Linked DNA regions of Homo sapiens: region 1 is linked to region 2. The links are chromatin loops, found by intact Hi-C in ENCODE. Cell type or tissue: heart left ventricle. All regions are shown on one strand. Each heading gives the region's core, and the rest is flanking DNA. Links, peaks and the distances in the headings are about the cores only. Region 1 holds the start of PCBP4 (poly(rC) binding protein 4). Region 2 holds the start of CYB561D2 (cytochrome b561 family member D2).

The links. Hi-C counts contacts between places; a loop is a spot of excess contacts. Peaks named below come from ENCODE experiments on the same cell type or tissue, not always from the same donor. Only the 100,000 strongest peaks of a DNase experiment are listed, where the experiment ranks them.
Region 1: it touches region 2 in a loop (5-fold over the local background); 2 of 110 quality-filtered maps call a loop at or near these places.

What each region holds. Positions count from the first base shown.
Region 1 is chr3:51,962,468-51,974,158 of GRCh38, forward strand. It overlaps PCBP4 (poly(rC) binding protein 4), which reads right to left and starts at 4,987. Exons shown (of 14, transcript NM_001174100.2): 1 at 4,859-4,987. ABHD14B (abhydrolase domain containing 14B) reads right to left here and starts at 11,582. Exons shown (of 4, transcript NM_001146314.2): 1 at 11,498-11,582; 2 at 8,993-9,231; 3 at 7,476-7,717; 4 at 6,048-7,138. The coding sequence starts at 9,203. The coding sequence ends at 6,959. RefSeq lists enhancers at 3,266-3,829, 3,830-4,391, 5,518-6,081, 6,082-6,643, 10,771-11,691 and silencers at 4,677-4,946, 5,047-5,156, 5,167-5,446, 5,477-5,556, 11,151-11,300 and 1 more. In heart left ventricle, for the core only: no CTCF peak of the experiment used is centred there; DNase peaks (open chromatin) are centred at 514, 4,160, 4,964 and 5,384; H3K4me3 peaks cover 2,747 bases; H3K27ac peaks cover 3,008 bases.
Region 2 is chr3:50,348,387-50,363,917 of GRCh38, forward strand. CYB561D2 (cytochrome b561 family member D2) reads left to right here and starts at 2,476. Exons shown (of 4, transcript NM_001291284.2): 1 at 2,476-2,598; 2 at 3,023-3,174; 3 at 3,623-3,660; 4 at 4,855-5,683. The coding sequence starts at 3,048. The coding sequence ends at 5,358. It overlaps TMEM115 (transmembrane protein 115), which reads right to left and starts at 11,135. Exons shown (of 2, transcript NM_007024.5): 1 at 9,827-11,135; 2 at 6,364-7,161. The coding sequence starts at 10,677. The coding sequence ends at 6,957. It overlaps LOC127898564 (CYB561D2-LOC101928965), which reads left to right and starts at 2,476. Exons shown (of 5, transcript NR_183066.1): 1 at 2,476-2,598; 2 at 3,023-3,174; 3 at 9,732-10,290. It overlaps NPRL2 (NPR2 like, GATOR1 complex subunit), which reads right to left and starts at 2,389. Exons shown (of 11, transcript NM_006545.5): 1 at 2,189-2,389; 2 at 1,545-1,636; 3 at 1,279-1,447; 4 at 1,000-1,108; 5 at 488-624; 6 at 299-396; 7 at 141-177; 8 at 1-24. The coding sequence starts at 2,266. It also overlaps CACNA2D2. RefSeq lists enhancers at 2,431-2,650, 10,438-11,328, 11,055-11,354. In heart left ventricle, for the core only: a CTCF peak has its summit at 7,982; DNase peaks (open chromatin) are centred at 10,581 and 11,215; H3K4me3 peaks cover 3,674 bases; H3K27ac peaks cover 1,372 bases.

The DNA of each region.
Region 1 (11,691 bases), core at 491-8,490, 1.6 Mb after region 2:
CAGAACCCTATGGGGAAAACAGGGAGTGGGACCAACTGGTGCTAAGTCTGGGCCAAGACCAAGCCCTAACACTGCAAATTCCTCATGCCCAGGAGGGTGTGGGGATGAAGGATGAGTGTGCTGAGCTTGGAACACTCCAGAAGTCTCTGGGCGCCTTCCTCCTCAGCCCCCTGCCCCATCCCAACATGACAGGAAAGGGCATGGAGTTCTGTCCAACGCCCTCTTCTGAACTCCCCTTGCTAGACAGAGCTTGAGCACGGAAGGTGAAAGGGGCTCCCAGCCTGGCTCCTTCTCAGAAGTCCCAGCAAGCCACCGTATGGCATAAGGTCTTTGTTTCCTCACCTATCCAACGGAGGTGACACCCTGCTCCCCTGGGTGCAGCTGCTCCTCCTTCCATTTGAGTTCTGCCACAGGGACTCCAGAGGCTGGAGATGAGCAGTGGATGCAGGGACTGTGCTCTCCGAGCATCCTGGCCAGCCTCATGCTGGCTGCCCTTGCTAGACATTCCCCCAGCTGCCTGCACTTCCCCCATCAAAGCACTTGTGATGACGTGCTTGGTTTCTGCTTCTCTGGACAGCCAAGCCCAGGAGCCCCTTGGAGCAGGAGCCAAGGCTGCTGCCTTCTCCTTATGTCCCCAGGGCTCAGTTCAGAGCCAGGCCAGAGAAGGTGCTCAGAACATACTGAGCTCAGCTGGAACTCAGCTAACATACTGGTTAGCTGAGCAGATGAATTCACTACACAGGAGAACCTGATGCCTGGAGAGGATCAGTAACCTGCCCAAGGTCACAGAGAGGTGGGACACAGTGGGACTAGCATTGCTAGTGTGAGGCTATCCAAAGCCCCATCTGCCTCCCCTTTCAGGCTGCTCCTGTCTGGATCTGTTAGTCCTCTTCCTGGAGGGCGGGCTCCTTCGAAAGTGGGGATTGGGCTTCAGTCGTCTCTGAGACCTTTGCCTAGCTAGAAGACAGGGATCCTATTTGGAAAGGACTGACAACTTGTCCAGAGCCTCGGTCTTAAGTTCCAAAATTTTCTGGGGTTCAAGGACCCCCTTGGGATGGTAACCAGTGGGAGACCTGACATTGTCCCCAAACCATCTCCACATGACCTCTTGTGGCTCCAGGAAAAATGGGGCAGGAGGGCTGGAACATGGCCAGAACTAGAGCTTCTGCCATGAAAAGATGCCTGGGTCTCCAGCAGAGACCCACCGCCCCAAGTCCAGTGGGTAACTTTGGCCAGGTCTTCACCTGACCTAAACCCACCTGTATTGTGTTTAGGGGCTGGGGGTAGGGAGAGAGTTGCTGGTCTATCTGCGCCCTTCCTGGTCTGAGAGACTCTCAAGGTCTTTCCCATCTTTAGGCAAGAACAAGGGGTTCTGACCCATGTCTTCCAAATTATTCTCCTAGGGCCCAAGGAACGAGCAGCCCCATGAGGCATCACTGGCTCCCCCTGCCCTCAGTGGGGCTCTAGGGAGTCATTTGCTGCTCCAGCCGGGTGGGCCCTGGGTCTTTGCCGGGCCACCCACGTGGCAGCCACACAACATGCCACAGTGACCTCCAGCTCACCTCCGCGGGTGCCCAGCCCCCTCTGGTCAGCAGGGCTCCCTGGCAGGGCATACCAAGCTCACACCAGGCCTCTGACCTCGGGCATTCCCTCCTGACTCCCAGGCCCCCTCCCCAGCCCCAGTGCCCACTCCTCCTGTCCCTGGCTTTCTGCCACTCAGGCTGGAGGAGGCGGGGGGGTGACAGCTGTGTAAGCGATGGTGGCTGCCCCCTTCCTGCCCCTCCCCCCCAGCTGTCTCTCTCCCATGACAGCTGCCCAATCAAAGGGCTGGGGGCTTAGCCAGCTCACCCCACATGCAGGGATCAAGTGTCCACCCTGCCTTTGTTCTGGAGCAAGAACAATCCGGGGGAGGGGAGGGCTCCTGGGGCCAGGCGATTCAAGTAGACTGGCCCGCCCCTTGGGGGATTCCCTCCGCTCTGCTGGCCAGAATGTCTGGACCAGCTAGGGCCTGTGGACCCACCTGGGCTTCACTCTCCATCTCACATCCCCCCACATCCTCTCAGCACCCCCAGCTCCCCACCTAGCAGCCCCCTTCTCCTATTCCCACTCCCAAAGCAGCCATGCTAGCCACACCCAGTGATGCTGGGGAATGGCTCGGAGCATCCAGGGAGGCAGGGTGTGGTGGGGGTGGACCCTGGGCCACAGCACGTCTGCATCGAGGGCTCCTAACTCTCCTGCCCAATCCCTTCTCTGGAGATGCTCACTCTCCTAACTAGCCAGGCCTTCATAAGAACTGCCCCAGCATCTTGGACACATGTGCCCAGCCTCTTGGCCTCCCAGCCTCCCGGGATAGCCAATCATCTACAGTTGGGAGAGGAGGAGGGGAGTGGGAAGCCTCAGGTGAGCATCCTGGGGTCCACAAGTTCCAGCCTCTGGCTTCTTGATTCAGATCTGCCACATAGACAAAGTGCCAGGAAGGGAAAGGCAGCTCTGACAAGTTGGCAGGTGCCAGAAATGCTACAGCTTCCATACACCATCATTAGGCAGCCCCCAGGAGTCTTCGGAACCAAGGGAAACCAAGTCAAGCCCGGGCCCAGGCTGGGCTCCAGGAGAAAGGCCACAGCCTCATGGTACCCATCCCCTCACTCTCTCATCTACATTGAGAAAGGCCTCTAGCTTCCAATCTCCATGCTGAAAACTGTATGCTTACTCTGCTGCTCAACAGCCACCCATGGCTGCCCAGTCCCCAAAGAATAAAGCCTGAACTCCACAGACAGGCCATCAAGGACCTTCATGATCCAGCCCCTGTCTCTCTTGTCTCATCTCCACCCCATCCTTCACACATGCCAGGCTGCAGAACACACTTAGCACCTCCAGCCCTTCGGGCCTTTCTCCAGGCTTACCTCAGCTCAAAACGCCCATCCTCCCCACTCTCTGTCAAAATCCTTCTCAAACGCCACCTCCTCTGTGAAGCCCTCCGCAGGCTTCCAAGTCAGATGTGATCACTCAGGCCTCTGTGCCCCTCAAAGATGTTGCTGCAACTCAAAGAAGTCCCCGCTGGGCATTTCTGAGCCTGTCTTTCCACTATACACAGAGCTCCAGAAAGAGGAAATTTGAGACAAGACCAGGGTCAGTGTGCAGGGAGAAGAGTTAAGGTTCATGGGGCCTGGGGACATTTGGAACCAAAGATGGGGCTGAGGGTCCCGGAGGAGTAATGAGAGTAGAGTGAGAAGACCCAGACATGAGGGCCAGCCACATGGGCAGAGGTAGGACCTGCCTGGACAGGATTCCTGGTTCCTTTCTCAGCATCCCCAGCCCTACTCCTGCCGTTTTACCAGGACTAGGAGCTCCCTAGGTATGCTGCTGGGGTGGGGGATTTGGGCTGTGCTTTAGGTTTTCAGAGGGTGGGAGCAGAGTGGGTCTCCTCATGGAAGAGGGGGACTGGAAGAAGGGCTGGGGGGTGGGGTACGTTTCACAGAGTCGAGTTGGGCTCAGCCTGTCACAGCTGGAAAGGTCTTACCAATCACAAGAGGGGCTCGCGGCCCAGAGAGGAAGGGAAATGTTTGTAAGGCTACATGGGAGACAACTGGCAGAGCTGGAGAACCCAGGGGTCTACCTGTGCAGCTCAGAGCTCTTTCCTCAAGATGTCAGCGCCACTGGGCAATGGTGATGGAGGCTGGAGGGGCAGCAGTGATGGGAGTAGGGAGGGTGGACAGCCTGTCTGGGGACACAGGGTGGGGCAAGCCAGCCTCCTCGTGGCCTGGGCCTGCCAGGGTGTGTGGGCTGCCTGCTCCCAGCCCCCCACCCTGAGCATGCAAGAAGAACAATCCCCTTGTGTTTGGGCAGCCTGAGCCTGCATGCTGATGAAGGCTAGGGGGTGGGGGCTGGGATGGGGGTGCCCTGGAGGTTGAGGGGGCTCCAGGACCTGGGAAGACCAGGGGATTTTTTCAGATGGGGAAAGAATAGGGTCCCAGGTACTGGTCCTGAGGCAATGAGGGTGACCCAGGGAACAGGGAGGGCAGGAGCTCAGCTCCTAGGGAGTTCATGGATTGTAAGAGCCTTTGTGGCGGAAGGCAAGCCCCTGGGGACACATGTCCTGCTGGTTCAGCACGAACATGAGCATCCTGGGCTTGGTGGGGAGAAAGGAATGCAACTGGCCCTGGGTGCATCATCACCTTGGAGACCACTCCCCTGGGTGCTGGGGCCGGGTGGGGCACTGGGTGCCACAGGTCTCAAGATGGCGGGCCAGGGATAGGGGAGAGAGGAGGCGGGCACCTCCCTCTCCTGGCCAGGCAGGCATGAGGGCCAGGCTGAAGTGAGTAGCAGAGCCTCCCACCCCCACCCCCCAGGACCCCAGCCAAGAAGCTAGGTCAGAGCTGAAGGGCTGAAGAGCTATGGGGCAAGAGGGACCACTCTGAGCCCCCAGCTGTCATCTCCATACACCCCTGGCCTGGAGGTCTGTATCTGGCTCCCCCAACGACTGCGGAGGATGGGAAGGAGTGTGTGCCCAGCCAGGAGCTACAGGGGAGTGGCAAGTGAGGGCAGAGATGGAGCAGAACCAGAACCCAGGGCAGGAGTCAGAGAGAGGAGCAGGCGCAAAGGACAGAAACAGCGAGTGGGATGGGGGCCTCAAATCTGGGATCTAAGGTCCAGGAAGCCCCTCCCTGGTGCCAAGGGCGCCTCTGGCAGACCAGCGCCTCCCACCTGTGCAGGCCTCAGCGGTGTGGGACAGAGAACGTGTTCCTCGCAGTCTCACAAACCTGCGACCCCAACCGAGGGATCTGGGCGCGGGCTCCCTGCCCCCGGGCGAACCCCCAAACTTCGCGGCCCGCCGTGCCCCGCCCGGCCCGCGCCCTACCTCGCTGGGGCTGTCCTGCGGCGGCGGCGGCGGCGGCACGGCGGCTGGGCCGCTCAGTCCCACATTGTCCCCGGGAGAGGCGGCCGCTCACAACTGCGAGTGACATCAGCTGCGAACAATGAGGGGTTTGACAGGCGCGGAGCCCGGCCGGCCCGGAGCCCGGCTCCGCGCCCCCCCCCCACCCCCCGGCCCGCCCGGCCCGGCCCCTCCCCGCCCCCTCCCCGGATCCGATTACAGAGCGGCGGGCCCGCCCCAGCCGCCCCAGTGCCGCAGCCGCCCGCCCCGCCCCGCGCGCCGCGGTGCGCCCCGAGCGGCGGCCGCTTCCTGGAGGGCTCGGGCGACCCTTCCCCTGCCACTCCCAGAGCCCCACGGGTTGGGGGTAGGGGCGTCCGGCCTGAAGCCCGGTCCCCAGCCACGGCCTTCCCCGCACCGCCCGCGCTGCGCCCGGCTCCAAGCCCCTCCGCTCCCGCCAGGCCAGTCCTTCCGGCCCGGGCCGCCCGCCCGGCGCCTCTGCCGAGCCCCCTGCACCCCCATCCCCGCCTTGGCCCCGCCAGCCCCGGCTCCGCCTCGCTCCCGGCCCGCGTCCCTCCGAGCTCCGGCTGGGACCCTGCGCCCCGCCTAGCTCCCGGCTCTGCTCGCTGCGCGCCATCCTCCGCTCGGGCTTGCGCCCACCAAGACCCGCTCTCCTCGGCCACCCACAGCTGCATGGCCCGGCCCTCGTCCGCGCAGGACAGGCTGGAGGAGGGGCCTGAGAGCCGTGTGGCCCTGTGCACCCGATCCTGTGATAACCCCAAATCTACCCCCGGAATTCCTTTTGGGGATAGGGTCGCAAGGAACGGGCTCCGTTGAGTCTTTTACTGGGGAAGGGATACTAGTGGGGGTGATGAACTGTTCTCAAGTCCGCTGGGCACCCCCCGCCCTCGGGGAAGCAACTATTCCTTCCCCCCCACTCCTCCATAATCGGCTCAGCCTGGTCCCACTGACCTCCACCTCCCCCCACAGCTGAGTCTCTTGGCACCTGGGTATGTGTGGGTGGGGAGGGGAATCCAATCTCCCTTCCTCTCCATCTGGCCTGGTGGACAAAGGGCAGGGGGACCATCTGGTCCCGCCGGGGTGGGGGAGGGGCCCACAGTGTTGGTCCCAGGGGTGGGGGAGGGGCGGCGCTCTTTAGAAGCAGGAGCCGGTGGGGTCTAATTGCATCACTTTATTTCACCGACCTCCACTCTGGCTCCCACCCCACAAGCCTCAGAGCAGGAAACAAGCTTGGCTGAGATGCCTCAGGCCTGGTAACCTGAGGTGTAGAGCACCCAGAAGGAAGGGTAAAAGCAGGGGGCAAAGCGGTGGCCCTCCCTTTCTGGGGGTCACTTCTGGGCTGGGGCCAGCTGAAACCTGTGTCCAAGTAGCTTTCAGGGCTGGCCACACCCTAAGCCTTGCAAAAGGGCCTCCTGCAAGGGCTGGCCCATGGGGTCCCCACCTTCCCAGCCAGTGAGGTTAGCATGGTTAGGAGTCCACATGTGTGCAAGTGCTTGTGTGGAGGCTCATGTATGCATGTGTGTATATGCAAAGCTGCACATGACAATGTGCATGCCAGTCCAGAGTTAGATGTACCTATGCAGTTGCCCTCAAGCGAAGGGTCATATTTGGAAACAAGGATGGCTCTAAACATGTAAGCGTGCATGTGGGCATGTATGTATCTGGGGCCTAAGGAGGTGGGGAAGTGGGTGTTGGGGTAAGGGCTGGCCTTCAGGGCATTTGCAGAAGGAGGAGTGGGTGGGAGGGAAAGGCTGGGCAGAGCAGGGGAAGGAGTGAAAGCCAGGCAGGAAAGTGGAAGAACAGGAGAAGCTCATGTAATGGATTACCCTCCACAGGATTATGTTCCTTGATTCCTGAGAGTTTTTTCTCTTGATTTTACCCCCTCAGTCTATCACTGCAAGAGAAAGAGGTAGAAAAGACAAACAGACCACAAAAGACAAGAACCCAGACATATAGACAGACGCACCTGTTGCATGTGCATGAGCCAGAGCCTGGGAGAGAAGAGAGAGCGTGCAAGAGAGAGCTCAGAGCAGGCAGGCAGCCCACCCCCTGCAGCAGTGCTGGGCTTCACTGGAGCCCCTGCAGGAAGTCCAGCAGCCCTGTATGCCACTCCTCTGGTTTGTCCAGGTAACAGGGGTGCCCCGCCCCCTTCATGATCAGCACCCGGTGGTTGGGCAGCTGCTTCAGGTGCTCAAAGCTGGTCTGACCCATGGGGTCCTGGTCTCCATATACAATCAGAGCTGGAGTCTGAGAGGAAGGATAGGGGGGTGGGGCAGAGTCAACAGGGACCTGCCATAGCATCCCCAGCCCTCCCCACTTCAGTCTCTTCCTGGGACCACCCCATATGAGGGAGAGAGACAAGCTGGCCCAGTGGGTGGGGGCACAGATTGGTGTCTGCCCCAGAACACAGTTTAGCACAGGGCTTGGCACAGTAGTCTGCTGAGTAAACCAAAAGGGTGGAGTTGGGTGGTCAGCTCCTCCCAGAAGACACCCCTTGATTATCCAGCCCCCAGATGAGGAAAGCCCAGGGATGCACCCTTCCTTGCTCCTGGCAGGGGCACCTCAGCTTCCCACACAAGGGTACCTTCACACTGGCATAGTTGGCAGCATTGATTTTGTCAGTGCAGATGGGGGCCACTGGCACAAAGCCCGGGAGCTGGGAGCCAGGGGCCGTGAGGAAGGGCAGGGAGTACATGCCACTCAGTGATGGACTGATCACAACCGGGGGGCCCAGCTCCAAGGCATCCACCACAGCCGCCAGGAAGCTGCCAGGGGCCAGCTCCCCAATAGGGGCAGGGGCTGCTGCTTCCTTGGAGTGCCCCAGACCTGCAGGGATTCAGGTGTGAAAGAGACAAGACAAGGGCAGTGAATGGCAAAACAAGGGAGATGGTTGCTCTCTCCAGGAAGCCCTCCTAGGTCAGTTTCTCTGTGGCCAGGTTCCTGTAACACCCAGTGTGCCCACGTTTATTCCTACAGTAGCCTCATTCTATCTTATCGTGCCAAGCATGAGGCACTTCTCTCCACGTCTGTGCCTGTCTCCCCAGCAGTAAGTGTCCTGGAGAGAATCAGGCTCTGAAGCCCAAGAAGTCTGGGTCCAGAACCCAATTCTGCATTTATTGTCTATGTGACCTTGGGTAGGTCCCCCTCAGTCCTCTCTCAGCTGCTCAGTTTCCCCATCTGTTAAAGGGGGATAACAAAAGTATCTGCCATTTAAGATTGTTGTGAAAATTAACTGTGTGAAAGGCACCTGGCCCTGGATTGGGACAAGAGAGGCTCCTGAAGGACAGCAGCTGAGGGGTCGGTTCTGCAGCTCCTCCTCCAGTCATTCAGGCTTCACCAACAAGATTAGCTCCAGACCTTCACCCTGAAGCTCAAGCCAACCCACCATTGGAATCAATCCTGCCTGGGCAGGAGGCTCGCCCTTGAGCCCTGAAACCATACCATCCCTGGCCTGAGGGGGTGGGGCCAGCCATGCTGCTCCTTTCACACCTGGCACCGAGGGTTGGGACCCAGCCATCTGGGTTATGACAGGCAGTCTGGGCACTGATCCCATCTACCCTAGAACCCAGCTCAGGGCTTTGCATGTGGGATCACAAGTGGGGGCCTGGCCACCCACCAGGCCCTGCCTTGTCCCCCAGAAGACTCAGGTCTCACTCCTTAGGGCTTCCAAAAGCCTATGGTTATTATTCAGTCAAAATACTTTACTTCCAATTGGCTGAGCACCGATTACTCTGTGTCAGGTACTAGCCACATACTCACATGGATTATCTCATTCCATTCTCATTAGAGCGAGCCCAAAACATGAGTGTGGTTATCTCCCATTGCAGATGAGGAAACAGAGGCTCAGAGACACTGAGACAATGCCCAGGTAACAGTGAGGAGCAGCTGGGCGGTGAGGACCACATCTGGATCAAGACTGCTCAGAGGCCCTTGCAGTGTGCTTGACCAAACGCTGTCAAGTTCAGGGCCCAGCCTGGCTGGGTCCTCCAGATCCCACCGCCCCCACCCCTGGAGTGGGGAGGGGCTACATGTTATAGGAACCTGGCCCTGTCCCTAATGAGACCTCCCCAAACCCTGCCCAGAAGCCTGCCCCTTAAGTACCTGGCAGGTCAATGGCCACAGCCCGGTAGCCAGCCTGGGCCAGCCTGTGCAGTGTACCCAGGTTCTGCCAGGTCTCGGAGGAGAAGCGAATACCATGCAGCAGCAGTACAGAGAAGCGAGCCTGCCCACTGCCGGGCAGGGCCTCTCGGAAGAAGAGGGCCTGGCCCTGCACCTGGATGGTGCCCTCGCGCTGCTCCACGCTTGCTGCCATGCCTGCTGCTGCTGTGCTGGTGAAGGGCCTGTGGTTCAAAACCACGATGATGAGGGGCCACAGAACACCCTGCCCAGGGTGGCAGTCCCAGAGGAGCAGCAAGGAAGCCTCCAGGAGGTTTCCAGAACTTTAAGAACATGCCTTGGGGTCAGGAGGACATAGGTGTTATTTCTGCCTCTGCCATTTACTTTAGTGTGTAACCTGGGGCCTCAGCTTCTTGATCTGAAATATGGGAACAATAAAGCCAACTTCAAGAATTAGCAATTTAATTAAAAGTTTAAGAAAAATTATCGGCCAGGCATGGTGGCTCACGCCTGTAATCCCAGCACTTTGGGAGGCCGAGGCGGGTGGATCACCTGAGGTCAGGAGTTCAAGACCACCCTGGCCAACATGGTGGAACCCCGTCTCTACTAAAAAGAAAAAAAAATTAGCCAGGTGTGGTGGCACGTGCCTGTAGTCCCAGCTACTCAGCAGGAGAATCGCTTGAACCCGGGAGGCAGAGGTTGCAGTGAGCCGAGATCGTGCCACTGTGCTCCAGCCTGGGTGACAGAGTGAGACTCGGTCACAAAAAAAAAAAAAAAAAAGAGCCAGCTGATGGTCACATGTAACTCTCATTAGGCCAGGCGCGGTGGCACACGCCTGTAATCCCAGCATTTTGGGAGGCCGAGGCGGGCGGATCACCTGAGGTCAGGAGTTCGAGATCTCCCTGATGAACATGCAGAAAGAAACCCCATCTCTACTCAAAATACAAAATTAGCCAGCTGTGGTGGCACACGCCTGTAATCCCAACTACTTGGGAAGCTAAGGCAGTAGAATTGCTTGCACCCAGGAGGCAGAGGTTGCAGTGAGCCGAGAACGCGCCATTGCACTCCAGACTGGGCAACAAGAGAAAAACTCCATCTCAAAAAAACAAAAAACAGAAAAATTATCAGTGGGGGTGCCTGCTGTAAAACCTCAATATGTGGTGGGGCTCCATTACAATTACTGTTCTTATTCTCATCGTTATTATCCTTTTCTATAAATGGGGATAATTCAATAGTACTAGCTCATAGGTGGTTGATAGGATTAAATAAGGCCATGCATGTACCATGCCTAGCACGTAGTAAGGGCTCAGTGCTCAATCAACGGTAAGTTACAGGTCATGAGTTGTCAATGCAGGCCAGAGGGAGCCCAAATTGGGGTAAAAAGCCCATTTTATTTTATTTTATTCTATTTATTTATTTTGGGACAGAGTTTCACTCTTGTTGCCCAGAATGGAGTGCAGTGGCATGATCTCGGCTCACTGCAACCTCCACCTCCTGGGTTCAAGCGATTCTCCTGCCTCAGCCTCCCGAGTAGCTGGGTTTACAGGCGTGCGTCACCATGCCTGGCTAATTTTTTTTTTTTTTTTTTTGAGACGGAGTCTCGCTCTGTCGCCCAGGCTGGAGTGCAATGGCACATCTCCGCTCACTGCAAGCTCCGCCTCCCGGGTTCACGCCATTCTCCTGCCTCAGCCTCCCGGGTAGCTGGGACTACAGGCACGCGCCACCACGCCCGGCTAATTTTTTGTTTTTTTTTTTTTAGTACAGACGGGGTTTCGCCGTGTTAGCCAGGGTGGTCTCGATCTCCTGACCTCGTGATCCGCCCGCCTCAGCCTCCCAAAGTGCTGGGATTACAGGCGTGAGCCACCGTGCACGGCCTAATTTTTATATTTTTAGTAGAAACGGGGTTTCATCATGTTGGCCGAGCTGGTCCGGAACTCCTGACCTCAAGTGATCCACCCACCTTGGCCTCCCAAAGTGCTGGGATTACAGGCGTGAGCCACCGCGCCGGAACTAAAAGCCCATTTTCTTCGGTTTTTTTTTTTTTCTTTTTTTTTTTTTTAAGAGAAGATGTCTCGCTCTGTCGTCCAGGCTGGAGTGCAGTGGCGCAATCATGGATCACTGCAGCCTTGACCTTCCTGGGCTCAAGTGATCCTCCCGGCTCACCCCCAGTAGCTGGAACCACAGGCGCGCTTCCACACCGGAAAGCCCATTTTCTAGAGGCGGAAACCGAAGCGCCCAGTGGGAAAGGCGACCCGCCGGGGATGCGGGGTGCTCAACGCGCTGCCACCTGGGGCCCAACGCGTTGACCTCGCGGTCAGGTTGCTTCCGCGGACTACGGTTCTGGCTCGCTAGCTCTGGAAGGGAGCACCGGGAGGGAATGGTGGCAACTCCCAAGGAGGGGACCCAGGGATCCGAGAAAGGAAGACTTGGGGTAGGTGGGGTTGGATTTTGACTGGAGAGAAGAAAGGGTCAGGAGTGCAGGGCGGGTACCTGGGGAGCTGCGTGGACTCGCGCAGACGGGAAGCAGGCGCGTGCTGGCGGTGACCTGGGGCCGGAGGAGGAACGCTGGGAAGAGGCCGGGCCCCATCCAGCGGGGGCGGGGACTGGGCCGTGCTCCGGGGCGCCCTCTTGTGGCCACAAGCTCGCAGCGTCCATAGACTCCGCTAAACTCGTTCTCACAGCGG
Region 2 (15,531 bases), core at 3,687-11,686:
CGTTGGGCAGTATACATTGGAGTACTAGAGGGTAGCAGAAGGCATAGGGGCCTGAGTGAGGGGCTTGGGAAGCTGACACAGCCCTGGTCTGGTCCAGCCACATGATCCACTCTCCACTTAACCAAACCCAACTCACCTACCTGGAGGATGGACACCAGTGTCACAACGCCGTAGTACCTGAGAGAGAGAGCTGTGCTCAGCTTCTGAGGACCATGCCTTCCCAACCCTCACACCCAGGGCCCCTGAGGTCTTCCCTGGCTGGTGACCTTGTCCCAGGTATGACTGTAGGCCCACTCACAGCAGGTTCTGGATAGCAATGCGCACCAGGTTGAGCTCCACATCTGCCTCTGCTGAAATCTTCTGGATGTGGCGGAACCCATCAATGTAGGGCAGGATCTGGGCAGAGTGGGACAAGGTCAGAAGAAACAGGATGAGGCCAGGGCTGTGGCCAGCCCCAGGTGATGATACCCAGGGAGGGATGGCATACTTGTTGTGTAGTGAGGTCCCACTGTGAGTTGAAGAAATCCTCCTTGTCTTTGGTAAAGACAGGTACATCATACTCCTGGGCCACCGGAGGGTCTGGCCGCTGCTCAATCACCTTCAAGTGGATGGTGTTGGACTCATCTGCAGGGGGCCCCATCCATATCCTCAGTGCCACTTCTTCCAAGAGGTCCTCAATTACCATCCAGGCCTCCCAGCATCCCTTGGGGCAAGCAGGTGCCTCTGGGTAGGGCTAATCTTTCTCTTTTTATGGAGTGAGAAACGGAGGCCCACAAAGGGGAAGGAATTGCCCAAGGGGCAGAGCTGGAGAGCTCTGCTTTCCCCCTACCCCCAGTCCCAGCTCCATCATGCATTGGACCCTGGACATGGGCACCTCAGCCCATGGCTATTTCCTGCCCACCAATGTGTTCATGAGTCTTGCCCTTCTCCCTGACTAGCTGGGTTCACTTTCCCATCTCTCCTCTACCCCTCTGCTGTCCTTGCAGAGGCTGGCCATACCAATGGGCAGAGTGCACCGGCCTGAGGCATTTAGCTCCTCCAGCAAGATGGTCATGATGGGCACCAACTTCTGCTTGCTCTCCTCCATGGACACGAAGCTGCTCTCTAGCTAGACAGAGCATGGAAAGCATGGTGGGCACATCCCAGGACCCCTGGCTGGTTGGCTGCCCTGAGTCCTGAGCTGGTTTGCAGGGTCCCAGGTTTGGGGGACTTTGGAGACATGGGAACACCTTCCCCAACTCTGCCTGTCGGTAAACCCAAGCCCATCTCATTGCAGACCTCTAGTGTGGTCAGATAGCCAGCCAGCTTTTTAACAATGGGCTCGAGGGCGCAGGTCTTGGCCTGGGCATCACACACGAAGCCCAGGTTGAAGAGGAGAGCATTGCGGCTGTACTTCTTGTGTTCGATGCACACAGGACAGCCGATCAGCTTCTTTTCCATAGCTGTGCTGGATAATTGGAACACAGTCAGGCCCCCAAGCCTGTCCCTTCCTCCTCCTGGGACAACCCCTGCCACCCACCGCTCACCCCGAGCTAGGGTCTCACACAGTGATAAGCTTGTTCTGCAGCTCTGGCTTGGTGATGATGTACACTTGGACTGTGTCAAACAGCTCTCGGGAGATGAAGTCTTCAGGGACCTGGGGAGGGGAGTGGCAATGGGCCCCTCAGTGGACATCTGTACTGGGTGTAGTACAAATGGTGACCTCCTCATGCCCCCCAAGCCCAAGTCCTCTTCTCCAGCGTTCCCCTCTCTCCCATCCACTCAGGCCTATTACTTCTTTCTGTTTCCAAACATACGCTATGATCTCACCTCCTTCCTGGCTTCTGCATATGCTGTTCCCTCTACCTGGAACACTTTCTCCTGCCTTACCTAAACTTCCTATGCATCATTTACTCTTCACTCAGTTCAGGGATACTCATGGGTCACCCAACTCACCTTCTGTGGGACCTGGAACCCCCCAACCGGATCCCTACAGCCCGATATCCTACAAACACTGCCAATGTGACGTATGTCTTCCCTGCCACATTGGGAGCCGGGGGCCTGGGTCTGACTATCCTCTAGCCTCACAGTTGTCTGCGAATGAAGCAGCATGCCTGCGTGCAGCACGGGAAACTACTGCCTTCAGGCAGCCAGTTGAGCTCTCGAGAACGTCCCTCTTCCCGCCCAGTCCCGCGAGCCCGGGTGGCACCTGATAGGTGATCTTGGGTCCCAGCGTGGGGTGGAACTCGCTGAAGAATATGCATTCGATGCGGCAGCCGCTGCCCATGGCAATAACCGGGCCCAGGCCCGTAGCTCCTCGTTCCTCGCGCAGAGGCGTCCCCACCTCCTGTGAACACTTGTCAGAGACAGCCTCGAGGCCTGTGTCGCTGGGGCACGCAAGCTTGCCAATCCCTCTGCCCAATGGCGCCTGCGCAGCGCGACTCAGAGGCGTGGCTGGGGCGGGGGACGGCTCGTCCCAGGAAGTCCTGGGTGGGTAGACGTCGCACCCGGAAGTAAAGCGGCTCCGTGACGGAGCGGCGGTGCGCGCGGCAGGGCCCGGAGTATCCCGCTTTCTTTGGAGGAAACCACCGCATCAGATCTGCGCTGCGGCAGAGGCAGGCAAGTCCCTAGCGTGGAGGGGCAGCATGCTGGCAGCACTTGGGGAGGCGGTGCGCTAAGGGATTCACGCTGTAACTGGGACCGCAGCAGGGAACTACAATTTCCATAGTGCTCCGCGCCCTCCCAGCTGGCTCTACTGCCGGCGACGGCGTGGTACACGCTGGGATTTGTAGTCTTACATGGCTTTGCGCCTCCTACCTGGAAGGCGGGCCAGCGATTGGTACCAGTTCAGACATGGGTACACGTTGACAGGCCGCCGGCCGTCGACTGGCATGTTGTGACCATTCCTGGTGCTGGTCTTGGTACTGTTCTTTCCTACCATAACTTATTGGAAGAGGGTGGCATTCCTGCCTTGCAGCCTTTTCTCCAGTGAGGAGTGAACAGTGGGCACCTGAGATCCTGGCCCACGCTACTATGCTTTCAGGCTACAACCACTAGCACGGCTGACGATGGCCCTTTCTGCGGAGACCGAGTCACACATCTACCGAGCTCTGCGTACTGCTTCTGGCGCTGCCGCCCACCTTGTGGCCCTGGGCTTTACCATCTTTGTGGCTGTGCTTGCCAGGCCTGGCTCCAGTAAGTAGAATTCATAGCTGACTTCTGGGAAGGGAAGGGCCACTGTTCCTGGGGAGGAAGGGCAGTGGGACTTCCGGGAACAGGCCTGGCTGGTTGAGGGAATTCTGTGCTGGAGCGATGAGTGAGGTGGAGCAGGTAGGTATGGCCAGGGCACACAGAATTCCTGGTTTGTCTTTCCTTCTCTGGGTGCTCCATTTGGCTGCCTCTCAGGAGGTGTAAGGGAAGGAGGGAGGACTGCCAGAGGAGTGGCAAAGCATGGCCTCTGATCCAGGAAGAGGCCAGGAAGAGAGGATAGGTGTGGGGTCAGCTTGTTGCAGAGCAAGAAGGGGCTCACAGTTTGGCAGCACCTCCTTGGGTGATGGGCTGCTGGTATTCCTCAACCCTTAAGGATTGGTATGGCTGGTTTCTTCTTGCCTCAGCCCCATGAGGCCTCCTCTTCTCATTCCAGGCCTGTTCTCCTGGCACCCGGTGCTTATGTCTTTGGCTGTAAGTAGTGGGCCTGGGCAGTTCTTAGGGGTGGGAGCATGGGCATGGTTGGTGGCCCTGGCAGCCTCTGAATCTTTGTCCACATTTAATATCTGTTTGGAAGAGTTGCATGCTCCAACTACTCCTGCCCATGGTATATATTTCAGACTTGAGGCTGGGCACGGTGGCTCATGCCTGTAATCCCAGCACTTAGAGGCCGAGGCGGGCACATCACCTGAGGTCAGGAGATCGAGACCATCTTGGCCAACATGGTGAAACCCCGTCTCTACTAAAAATACAAAAAATTAGCCGGGCATGGTGGCACGCGCCTGTAGTCCCAGCTACTCGGGAGGCTGAGGCAGGAGAATCGCATGAACCCAGGAGACGGAGGTTGCAGTGAGCCAAGATTGCGCCACTGCACTCTAACCTCTAACCTAGGCGACAGAGCGAGGCTCTGTCCCAAAAAAAAAAAAAAACCCAAAAACAAAAAAACCCCCCAAAAAACCAAAAATTAGCTGGGTGTGGTGGCAGGTGCCTGTAATCCCAGTTACTCAGGAGCCTGAGGCAGGAGAATTGCTTGAACCCGGAAGGCGGAGATTGCAGTGAGCCGAGATCAGGCCACTGCACTCCAGCCTGGGTGACAGAGAGAGACTATCTCCAAAAAAAAAAAAAAAAAAAAAAAGAGACTTGAATCAGAGTAATGAAGACCCAGGACCCAGGTCAAATGGGTAAGATTTGTCTAAGCACAATGAGGCTTCACCCACCTCTAGGCAGAAAGCTGAGACATTGCATTTGGATGTACCTCTGTCCCTTTTTACTTTAATTTCTGGTGATGCACCTAACTTTCCCTGAAACAGTGCACCCATGTGGCCAGCTCTTGCCAAGAAATTGTATCCAGCCCCACGTTAGGGAAACAAAGCTTGTGAATCATTTATAACTGCCACATCTCAAACCCTGTGTTTGCTTGGTAACATACGACAGATGACATTTCAGACTGGCACCTAGGAGGAAGTGTGGAGATTATTCAGGGCACATATATCATCCCAGATGGGGTTTTCCACTCTTGCCCCACCAAATGGATAGTCTTGTCAGTGGGGAGAGAAAGAAAAAGGGGAATCAGCCCAGACTCACTGGCAGCTAAGGGTTACATAAAGCCCTCTTCTCCTCTTCTGGGGCAGCACCCTCACTTGAGCTTCCCATCCCCTGTTTCCTCAGTTCTCCTTCCTGATGACCGAGGCACTACTGGTGTTTTCTCCTGAGAGTTCGCTGCTGCACTCCCTCTCACGGAAAGGCCGAGCACGCTGCCACTGGGTGCTGCAGCTGCTGGCCCTGCTGTGTGCACTGCTGGGCCTCGGCCTTGTCATCCTCCACAAAGAGCAGCTTGGCAAAGCCCACCTGGTTACGCGGCATGGGCAGGCAGGGCTGCTGGCTGTGCTGTGGGCAGGGCTGCAGTGCTCAGGTGGGGTGGGGCTGCTCTACCCCAAGCTGCTGCCCCGATGGCCCCTGGCGAAGCTCAAGCTATACCATGCTACTTCTGGGCTGGTGGGCTACCTGCTGGGTAGTGCCAGCCTCTTGCTGGGCATGTGCTCACTCTGGTTCACTGCCTCTGTCACTGGTGCAGCCTGGTACCTGGCTGTATTATGCCCTGTCCTCACCAGCTTGGTCATTATGAACCAGGTGAGCAATGCCTACCTATACCGCAAGAGGATCCAACCATGAGCTCTTCCCAGCCTAGGGGAAGCCTGGATTTGCCCCTCCATGTAGGAGCTGGGCCTAGGGACCTGTTGAACTCTCTCAGCTGAGTCAGGGGACACCTCAGGCACTGGGACAGTTGGGCATTTGGAGGCCCGTGTGTGAATTCCTGCTCCTCATGCTGGAGTGCCTCCCATTTCCTTCCCCTTTCTCTGTCATCCCAGAGGAACATAGGCATCATGTGTCTGGATGAAGCTGGGGCTGCAAGACTGCCTCTCCTGCAAGGCAGCTCATACTTGTACTGTATGTTCAGAAATTTTAGGAGAGAAAAAAGTAAAAAATTTGTAAAAAATGACTGAAAAGATTGATGGGAGAAGCAGCCCAGAGTTGGGGATGGTTCTTGTTAATGCCATCAGCACAGGAAAATGGGCAGCTGGGCAAGATGGGGACCCCCCACCCCCGACCCCTGGCTGCTCCCTGAGGGGCTGAAGCTCTCCTAGCACACAAATCCCCAGGGTCTAGCTGCTGAGCCTCCCAGGCCACTCCGGGCCCTGGCAGGCCCTAGAGCTGTAGCTGTGAATGGTACAGCTGTGTGTCCTTTCTGTCCCCCCAACTGTCTACTGTGCTGGAGTCTCCAGACTGTGGGGGTTAGATACATACAATAACTGGGAGCTGGGGGTGAGTTGTCTCCAGGGGTGGCAAGAACTGAGCATTCTGTCTTAGAGATAAACCATGGGTAAGAACAGCGCCTTATGATGGAGAGGCCCTTATCATCAGATCTAGGCAGGGACAGAAGGCCTCCCAGATTGGGGTTTGGAGGGAAAGAAAAAAGGAGTAAGAGTCTGAGGCAATAGCTCTTGGAAGGCTGCTTGGCAGTGCGCATGTGGTGGTGGTGGTGGCGGTGGTGGGGAGCTGGGGCAATGGGCTTCTTATCCAGCTGGAGTTACCATGGAGACAATCAAGTCCCTGTCTAACATTGCAGTTGAACGTGATGAGGGGGCTGCACAAGGTGGCCTGACAAGAGCCCAGGAGTCATTCCTCAGAGAACTGCTTTATTGATACTGCGAGCCTGGGCTTGGCTGCCCACTCAAGTGGTCCTGTAGAAAATACCTGGGAGCTGGAGCTGTTCTGGTCCAGAAGCAGTCACCGCCACAGCAGAGGGAAACAAATCCTGACAGGAACAGTCTTTCTGGGGATGGGCAGGGATGTGCAGCCCCAGGTCGGCTCCTGCATTTGCTGGGCCCCCAGAACATTTTTGGCAAATCCTTGCCTTGGCTCAGGGCTCTCGGCAACCAGTTTCAGATGTGAGGGCCGGCCCAGGAGCTGTGGCATCAGTGTCCCTGCAGCCACTTGCTTGGGGCTGCCAGCTGATGTACATTCTTACCTCAGATGAGGGCCTGGACTGGCCGATGCCTCAGAGGCTCCGGGCCTGGCATAGTGGTTGTCTGGAGTTGGAACCAGGTAGCAAGAGTCCTGGGTAGTGTTGGCGAGAAACAGCAGAAGGCCATGGAAAGCCCCAGCAGGCCTTCTTCCCTCTCCTCAGAGCAGTCAGGTGCCCTGGAGTAGCTGAGAGGATGTCAAGGGGGGCTTGGGAGGGGAGGTGCCACACTCAAGGTGGTCTGGAGTTACAGCGTCGGGGGAGCTGCCTCGAAGGTGATTAGACTGGATTCTGGGGCAGCCCCCTTCCCTGGGGGTGTGGGAGCTTTGTCTGAGGGCAGGGGGCTGTCCACCTTGGCCCCAGACTCCTCTTCATCATCATCCATGCTGGGCCAGATGGACTGGTCTTCCACTCTCTTCAGCCGCTCATTGAGTGCCTTCAGGGCCAGTTGCCTGGGGCCAGAGGAGAGAGGAAAGGTCACTCTGGGTTTGGCCTTGGCTCATGCCCTCTACCCTTCCGCAGCAGGCTGACTCCTCACCGTACCACCTAGACTCCTCCCCCAGAATCCTATGTTTCCCCTTCACCATGCAGAGCCTGGGACTCCCCAGAGATTGGTTTAGGACCCACTCTGCCATCAGAATGATAACCCAAAGGCTCTAAGAATCTTCCCTCCATAGCTGAGGCACCTCCGGGATGGGAAGGTCAGCTGGGTGTCTGCCAGACTGCCCACGAGGCCAGCCACCAGGAATGGTTCTGAGGGTGGTATCTAAGGGTCAGTGGAACTAGTGCCCTAGGGCAGATGGGTGGAACGGCAAGTTCTGGAGTTTCCAGGAGTTTCTGCCTGGGTGCTGGCATCACATCCAAGGGAAGGGTTATTAATTCTCCCCCTCTCCTGGTTAGGGGTATCTTGAGCCTCCTGGCAAGGGTCAATGGGGAAGGCTGGAATTCAACACCTCCCTTGGCTCTCAGCCCAGGAAGCAGGGCCAACTTGGGTGAGTCTACCCCTCCTAACTGATGCTAATATTCTCCCTCTCAGAAGAACCCCCAAAGCCACCAAGGCCCTTGTTAGAGCAGGGACTTAGCGGAGCCCTTGCAAGAGGAGAAGAAGGAGAAACAGCTCACATGGGTAGGCACAGGCCAGAGCCTACTGCTTCCACAGGGTGGACCCTTAGAGGCCCCACTTTGAGGGCAGGTGGGAAAGTCCAACAGAAGAAGGTTTACACATGTGCTTGGGACCCTGACCCACCAGAAGGTGGAGTGCTGCAGCTGCCAGGGAACCGTTTCAACAGTGACCACTGTGGACTCCTATACCTCAGCCTCTCTGTGCCACCAATGTGGGGACAGCCTGTGTAGCCTTTCAGGTTCCAGCTGAGAACCAAAATCTCCACCATGTCAGGGAACACGACAAGAGAGGCAACAAGGGCACAGGTGTAGAAAGCCCTAGCACGCTTCCCCCCTGCCCGTCAGTCTCACACATGACAAGTTGGTATAGACAGGACAGTCTTTCCCTGCTGCTACCCAGGCTGCCATCCTGATGATGCCCTTGCCAGTTCCATCTAAAGCCTGCCAAGGCAGAGAGCTAGTGTTACGCTAGTCACTTCCTCACAAGGACCAGAGAGACAGATAGGAAACCCTGCCTCCCTCTCCTGGTAGCCCTTTGGAGTTGGGCGTGGCCATGCAGTCAGATGTCAAACTGGCTGGAGGAATAACCGCCACCCCCATGTAAGCTAACAACCATAAGGCTATGCCAAGAACCCGCCTCTTGACCCTCCCTTCCTCCCCACCAACCTGCTTCCCCCCTGTCCATTTTCTTGGGCCTAGGCAGAGGTTTTTGAATGTCCAGCCAACCCTAACATTCCAACACCTCTCAGTGGAGGAGGGGTCCCCACTGGCCTGGCCCCACCTGAATGGCTCTGAGGGACAGCTCAATTCCTACCAGGCCCAGCTCACCTGGCCCCATCTTTAATACCAGCTAAGGTTAAGAGAGACTTCTGTCCTTAGGGCTTATCACCTATAAAGACCCAAGCTCTAGGGCCCAGAATTATGCCCTGCAGCATGCTGTATATACTTTTCAACACCTACCATACCTTGGGCCATAGTGATCTGTGGCCCTTCCCCAGCTGGAACTCCTTCAAGAAAGGAGTGTGTCCCACACTCAATTCCATAGCCCAGTGGAGAGTAAATACAGGGATAACTGCAGCTAAATTCATAGAGCTTCCTGCCACAACCCCATTCACAGGTGAGCAAAAGCAGGAGCCTTGGCAATGCAAAAGACAAAGCCCGTCCCAGATTTTACTACTCGAGTAATTGCCTCAAAACAGTGAGGAATAATGTTGGAAATGGAGCTGTGGATCTTATGAAGGCTGGGACCACTCTGCTGGCTCCACAGATCTGGGAGAGAGAGTAAGCTGAATTTAAAAAGATCCCTCCTGCCCTGGCCAAAGTGCATTCAGTGAATAATTCAGCTGGGACTCCTGATGCTGTGGATAGCTTGGTTTACAGATAATGAAAGGGTCATCGCCACTCCCTGGTGTCAGCAGGCTCCCTCAGTGGGTCATGTAGCCTGTCCCTGGTTTTGGTGACACATGCTTGCTGGAGACAGAGGTAAATGTGGTAATACCCCAAGCTTCCCTCTCAATAAGTAAGTGGCAGAGAAGCACAGCATCTGAGTTAAAGCCCAGGAAGAGGACACAGCATTTGGAAATTGGAGTGGCCCAGATCACCTTTTGAGGACCCCAGGCCTCCTTCCCTGTCCCTTCCTCACAGGGGAAAGTACCAGCAGGTTGCTTCTGGCTCCCACAGGCCCAATGTCTAGGATTCTGAGATTCTGAGGCAAGGCCAGGGTTCTGTGTCCCTCCACTGGGACTTCACAGCACCAAAGGAAACTGCATTTCTTGAGACTTATTAAGTGGCCCGAGTGGTGAGAAAAGTGCCTCGTGGACCCCAGACACCTAACTGCTGAGTTCCTTAAGGCCAAAGACTGATTTTGTCTTTCCGGATGTGCCCCAATACCTGACTGTAGGTCTCCACCTATGTACAGCGAACACCTCAACAGATGGCATGTGACTCGACCAGTATGCTCCTAGCTTGACAAGATTTTGGAAAATTTCACAGTACCTTCTCCGCTCGGCGTCTTGAGGGTCTGTGCCTGGCAGGCTGATGGTGATGGAGGATGGGGCACCCACATCGTAGCGCTTCACCGTCTTCTGGCATATCTTTACCTTCACCAGGAGGCTGTGCACCAAGTTCGCCAGCAAACCCACCACAGGCTGCAGGATCTCAGGGAAGAAAGTGGCGAAAGCAAAGTGGTCAGCCATGTCCCCTCGGCCCCGGCTATGGCGCTGGTAGAAGCGAAGATATACCCAACTGGAGAGCAGCCCGAAGCCATAGGAAGCCAGCGCCGGGCTCTGGAGCAGCGTGGCGAGCCGCAGCAGGAGCAGCAGCGCCAGCAGCAGCATGGGCATCACACTGACGCGCACCTGGGGCACTCGCAGGACCACACAGTCCCCCATGGTTTGCTTGAGTGCCACCAGGACGCCACCTAGGAAGCCCAAGGCGCCGTGGATACGGACAGTGAACAGGTAGACCAGGTTGAAGGAAGCCATGTAGGTGAGGAGGTAGGCGAAGGCCCCCAGCAGCCCTACAGACACATTCACCACTGAGAAGAAGATGAGCAGCTCCAAGGCCCCCCAGAGGGGCTCCAGCAAACGCCCGGCCACCACCACCGTTGTCAGGCTGATGGCCACGTCCCACACATGCTGCTCCATCAGCCCATGGGTGGCCAGGGTCCAGATCCAGAAGTTGGGAGGAAAGAGGTAGCCCGGGGTGACCGCCAGGCAGCCTGTGTCCACGGCGAAGGAGAGCAGGTAGAGGAATAGTACCGCCGCACACAGAGCCTTCACCACCACGCTGGCGCTGGCCAGAATGGCCCCCAAGTGCTGGCGGGCGCCTGGCAGGGCACGTTGCATCTTCCTGGCGGCTGTCGGCCTGAGAAAAGGGTCTGGTAGGCCAGGGGCCTCCCCGGGGCCTCGTCCTAGTCCGGCCCCGATGGGAGGCCCAGGCCCGGCCTAGTCACTGGCCTATGGCCCTGGTAAAGGATCCGCTTCCGATCGGGTGGGGCTCTGGTCCCGAGGGGCCGAGTCGGGCCTTGTTGCCGGGCCGCAGCGTAGGCCCCTCGCCCGGGACCTGAGGGAAGGCCCTGGACGGCTGCGGCACGCCCGCCTACCCACCCTGTAGGCCCCGTGCCAGGCTAGCCTGGTTGGCGTTGACCTCAGGGCTGGGCCTCCTCCATCCACTGCGAGGCCCTTCGGTTCGCAAGGGGACTGGTGCCTCGTTCTGTACCCGAGTCAAGCCTGGTCAGCTCCCGCTCGGCCTGGCTCCTGGCTTCGACCGTACCTCTTCTCTCGGGGGGCCGACAAACAGGGGTGCTGCGCCTGCGCGTCCCCGGCGGCAGCGGGCTGTCCTCTAAGCGCCTGTCTTCCGGCTCCTCTGCATGCTGGGATACGGAGTCCTTGGTTGCAGCCGGGGAAGAGTTGAACAGGGTTCTGGCTAGAACTACAAGTCCCAGGAGGCCATGAGCACGGACCGGTCCCGTTGTGGTGAGCGCGGGGTGTGCTGGGAGTTGTAGTTCTCAGGGACCGTTTCCGTCGGTTCTCAGGAGGTGGGAAGGGATGAATTAGCATCTCTAACCCCTGAAAGCGGCGGTGAGGGTTCGGGAAGCAACACAGCTCTAGCCCCCACACTTGCTGAATTCCCTAGGAAGAGTAGCTCTATTTGTGCGTGTACCTCTGAGCGAGTGTGTCCTTGTTGGCTGGCGTGTGGGTAGGTGTCACTGTGTGAGAAACAGAACCTCCGTGGTCTGGTGAATGGGACCTGACCCAGGCTGGAACCCTTGCTCTGCCTCGGAGGCTGTGTGGCATTGGTTGGTTAAGTTCCTGAACCTTTTTGAAACTCAGTTTCATGGGCCATAAAATGTAGCTGATGACATGATCTTCCTGTCCTAATAATCAAAGGGGAAAGGGGTGTAAAATGCCAGTCCACCCTGGGTGCTCAGCGAGTGCTGCACATGTTGCCTTTTTTTGTTTGTTTTCTCCCACTTGGAAAAGTTTTTTGTTTGTTATTTCACGTTGCCCTTTTTCCAAGTGAGGTGGACCTGGAGCACGAACCTAGGGCTCCCTCCCGCATAGGGACGAGGCTGGGCAGCCCTCAGTGACCCTCCTCCCCACCAGGGACTTCTGATAACTGCGGAGGATGAGAGGTCTCTCTACAAGCCAGGTCTCTCCACAAGCCTGGGCTAGGCCTGTTCTGGTCCCACTTCACGCCACAGTGACTTCTGACAGGTTGTGTTCTGTGTCTTTTTTTTTTTTTTGTATATGGAGTTACTTTTAAAAAACTGTACATATAGGCTGGGCACGGTGGCTCACGCCTGTAATCCCAGCACTTTGGGAGGCTGAGGCGGGCAGATCACCTGAGGTCGGGAGTTTGAGACCAGCCTGACCAACATGGATAAACCTCATCTCTACTAAAAATACAAAATTAGCCAGGTGTGGTGGCACATGCCTGTAATCCCATCTACTCGGGATGCTGAGGCAGGAGAATCGCTTGAACCCGGGAGGCGGAGGTTGCGGTGAGCCAAGATCATGCCATTGCACTACAGCCTGGGCAACAAGAGCGAAACTTTGTCTCAAAACAAAACAAAAAGCTGTCCATATAATTAAAATAATTCTATGACAAAGTGCTTTTATAAAACACAGGATCCCTTCCTTTCAGCCACTGATTTCAGTGTGTGCTGATGTGTGCATGGCCTACAGGTTAAAAAGGGTGCTGATGCTTTTTTTCTGGGGTCTGGGTTCCCACTGGTTGCCACATCTGGGTAAGGTTGCCAGTTTTAGCAAATCAAAATAAGGATGCTCAGTCAAATTTGAATTCCAGATAAACAATGAGTAATCTTCGAGTATAATCATGTCCCCCTGCCCCCTTTTTTTTTTTTTTTTTTTTTTGAGACAGGGTCTAGCTTTGTCCAAGGCTGGAGTGCAGTGGCACAATCATAGCTCACTGCCACCTCTAACTCCTGGGCTGAAGGGATCCTCCAGCCTCAGCCTCCTGATTAGCTGCGACTACAGGCACACACTACTGTGCCCAGCTAATTTTTAAAATTTTTTTATTTTGTAGAGACATGGGCAGGGGCGGGGTGGCCATCCTACCCAGGCTGATCTCGAACTCGTGAGCTCAAGCGATCCTCCTGCATCAGCCTCCCAAAGTGTTGGGATTACAGGCGTTAGCCACTGTGCCCAGCCCCCAGTTTTTCAGTATAGGTATGTCCCACACAATAGTTGAAACACTTCCATACTAAAAACTCGTTCATGATCTGAAATTCAAAATAGGGTGTTCTGTATTTTATCTTACAACCCTATCCAAGATTGCACGGTCTCTTGCAGGCCATGGGAGCTGTCTTGGGGGTTGTGGATTAGGCATTGCTCTGCAGCCGAACCCTGCAGAGGAGACAGAAAAAGTCTCCATCTTGGCTGAGGCCTCGAAGCCCCTTCATCTATTTAGCATCCAAGCTCCCCAACCCTTGGTGGCCACCTCTTCTCTAAAATCTTTGCTGGTTTTTAGCCTTCTCACCTGGGGGGAAAGGCTTTCTCCTCTTAGTTTGCTCATCTGTGGTATGGGGATACACTAGTACCCACCCCAGAGACTGTGGCGAGGACTCAGCCAGGTCAGTGCGCAGAGAGCAGAGTGTTGGGAGGAGAGAGAGGACTGTGGTGGGAAGGCAGGGACACCTGTGCTCTGGTGGTTACAGGTTATAATTCTCTCCACATGAGAAGATCGCAAAGGTCACACCTTCTAGGGTGAAAATGAACTAGGGCCTAAGCTTGAGAGGATTCACAAAAATGAAGTTTGGCCTATGGCTCCAGTTTAAGCAGCTGCGGCCTCAAGCTCCTGTGGGCCAGGAGGGAGCCGTTGCTGCACTTGTGGTCAGGGCTTCCTGGGCCGTAGGGACACTGGCCAGGTGCTCACTCATAGCTCCCGGCAGAGGCCCTGTCAGGCCCTGGTGGTCTGACCAGACTGCCAGATCCACCTCCCCACTAAACCAGCATCTCTGATCTGTCTTCTTCCCTCCAGGGTCCTGGCTTTCAGGCTCTGGGAGGGTGTTTGTTTTGCTTGTATTTTTTTTTTTTCTGAGACAAGAGTCTCGCTCGGTCATCCAGGCTGGGGTGCGGTGGCGCAATCTTGGCTCACTGCAACCTCCGTCTCCTGGGGTCAAGCAATTATCCTGCCTCAGCCTCCTAAGTAGCTGGGATTACAGGCGCATGCCACCATGCCTGGCTAATTTTTTTGTATTTTTAGTAGAGACGGGGTTTCACCATGTTGGCCAGGCTGGTCTCAAACTCCTGACCTCAAGTGATCTGCCCGCCTCGGCCTCCCAAAATGCTAGATTACAGGCATGAGCCACCGCACCCAGCCTGTCTTGCTTGTTTTTAAAAGACAGCTTTTTGAGATGTTATGAGACAATGTATGTCAAGGGCCTGGCACCTATTATAACTGGTGGAAGCAAGTGCCATGCCCTGTGGTTGACAGGGACCTGGGCTACCATGGTCTTCACCCCCTGCAGAGCACTAAGTGGGACTCTGAGGTCTTGGCCAACTGTCTTCATAGCTACCCAGTCCTCACCCCCAAGCTGATACAGTGGATGGGAACCATTTGAAGTGAAAATATGAACATTATTTAATAACTGATCTTCTGTAATAAACCATTTGAAAATATTTTACAAGGAATCACACACACGATATTTTACAAAGTTTCTTGACTTTTTTGTCGCTGTTGTTTTTCCAACTTGTCTGTACAAAATAGAACAACAAAAAAAGGGCAGAGAAAAGGAAATGGCCCCCCAGTCCCCCAGCCCAAGGTGAGGGGCAGCCAGGTCGGGTGGGTAATGAGAAGGATTAGACCCAGCTGGGGGTTAGACAGCTACCTGATGGGGATTGTTTTGTCTGTTTTTCTGTTTTTTAAACTTAAAATATATATTTTTCTGTATATGTTTATATTCTCCATTGAGCACCTGACTACACTACAGTTACACGCACGCCCCCGAAGGACACAGCTGGCATCCAGGCCGGGTGCACATGGACACCCACCCTGGCACCAGCAGTGGGCATGGACCACACACACACACTGAGAAAGCGACAAGCAACATGACATTAATTAACGAAGCCATTAATTAATGCATCACCCTCCCCCTCCTCCCAGTCCATCTGAGCCCCATCACTATATCCCCTTGCCCTCAGTTCCCCACTGGCCCCCAGGCTGGGATGCCTTTGGGGGAAATGACCAGAATGAATGGTGTGAAGAGCTGTGCCCAGTCCCCACCTGTGTGTGTGTGTGTGTGTGTGTGTTCAGCAAGGGAGGGACAGTTTGGCCTCCTGCAAGCAGGGAGTGTGTGTGTAGGGGTGGGAAGGAGATAGGGAGTGGGCACAGGCCTGAGTGTGTAAGGGCCAGATTGGCGGAAGGATGGCCCAGCCAGGAGAGACAAAGTCACCCCTGCTAAGGCAAAGGGTGATGTCTGGTGGGGGTTCCTCTGCCGAAAGGTGCAGGCAGTGGCATGTGGTCCCACTGGGGGCCTGACACTAGTGAGAAATGGTTACAATGAGCACCTGGAGAGGTGAGGGGGCACTTGGAGGACACTGGTGGCTAGGGGTGGGACAGAGGGTTCTTCACCCCCTGCCCCAGCATTTGGCACTGTTTGACATTCAGCTTTAGAAATGGGAGGACCAGCCAGGCTGCAGCTCAGATTAGAGGCAGGTGGTGAGCAGGAGATGGAG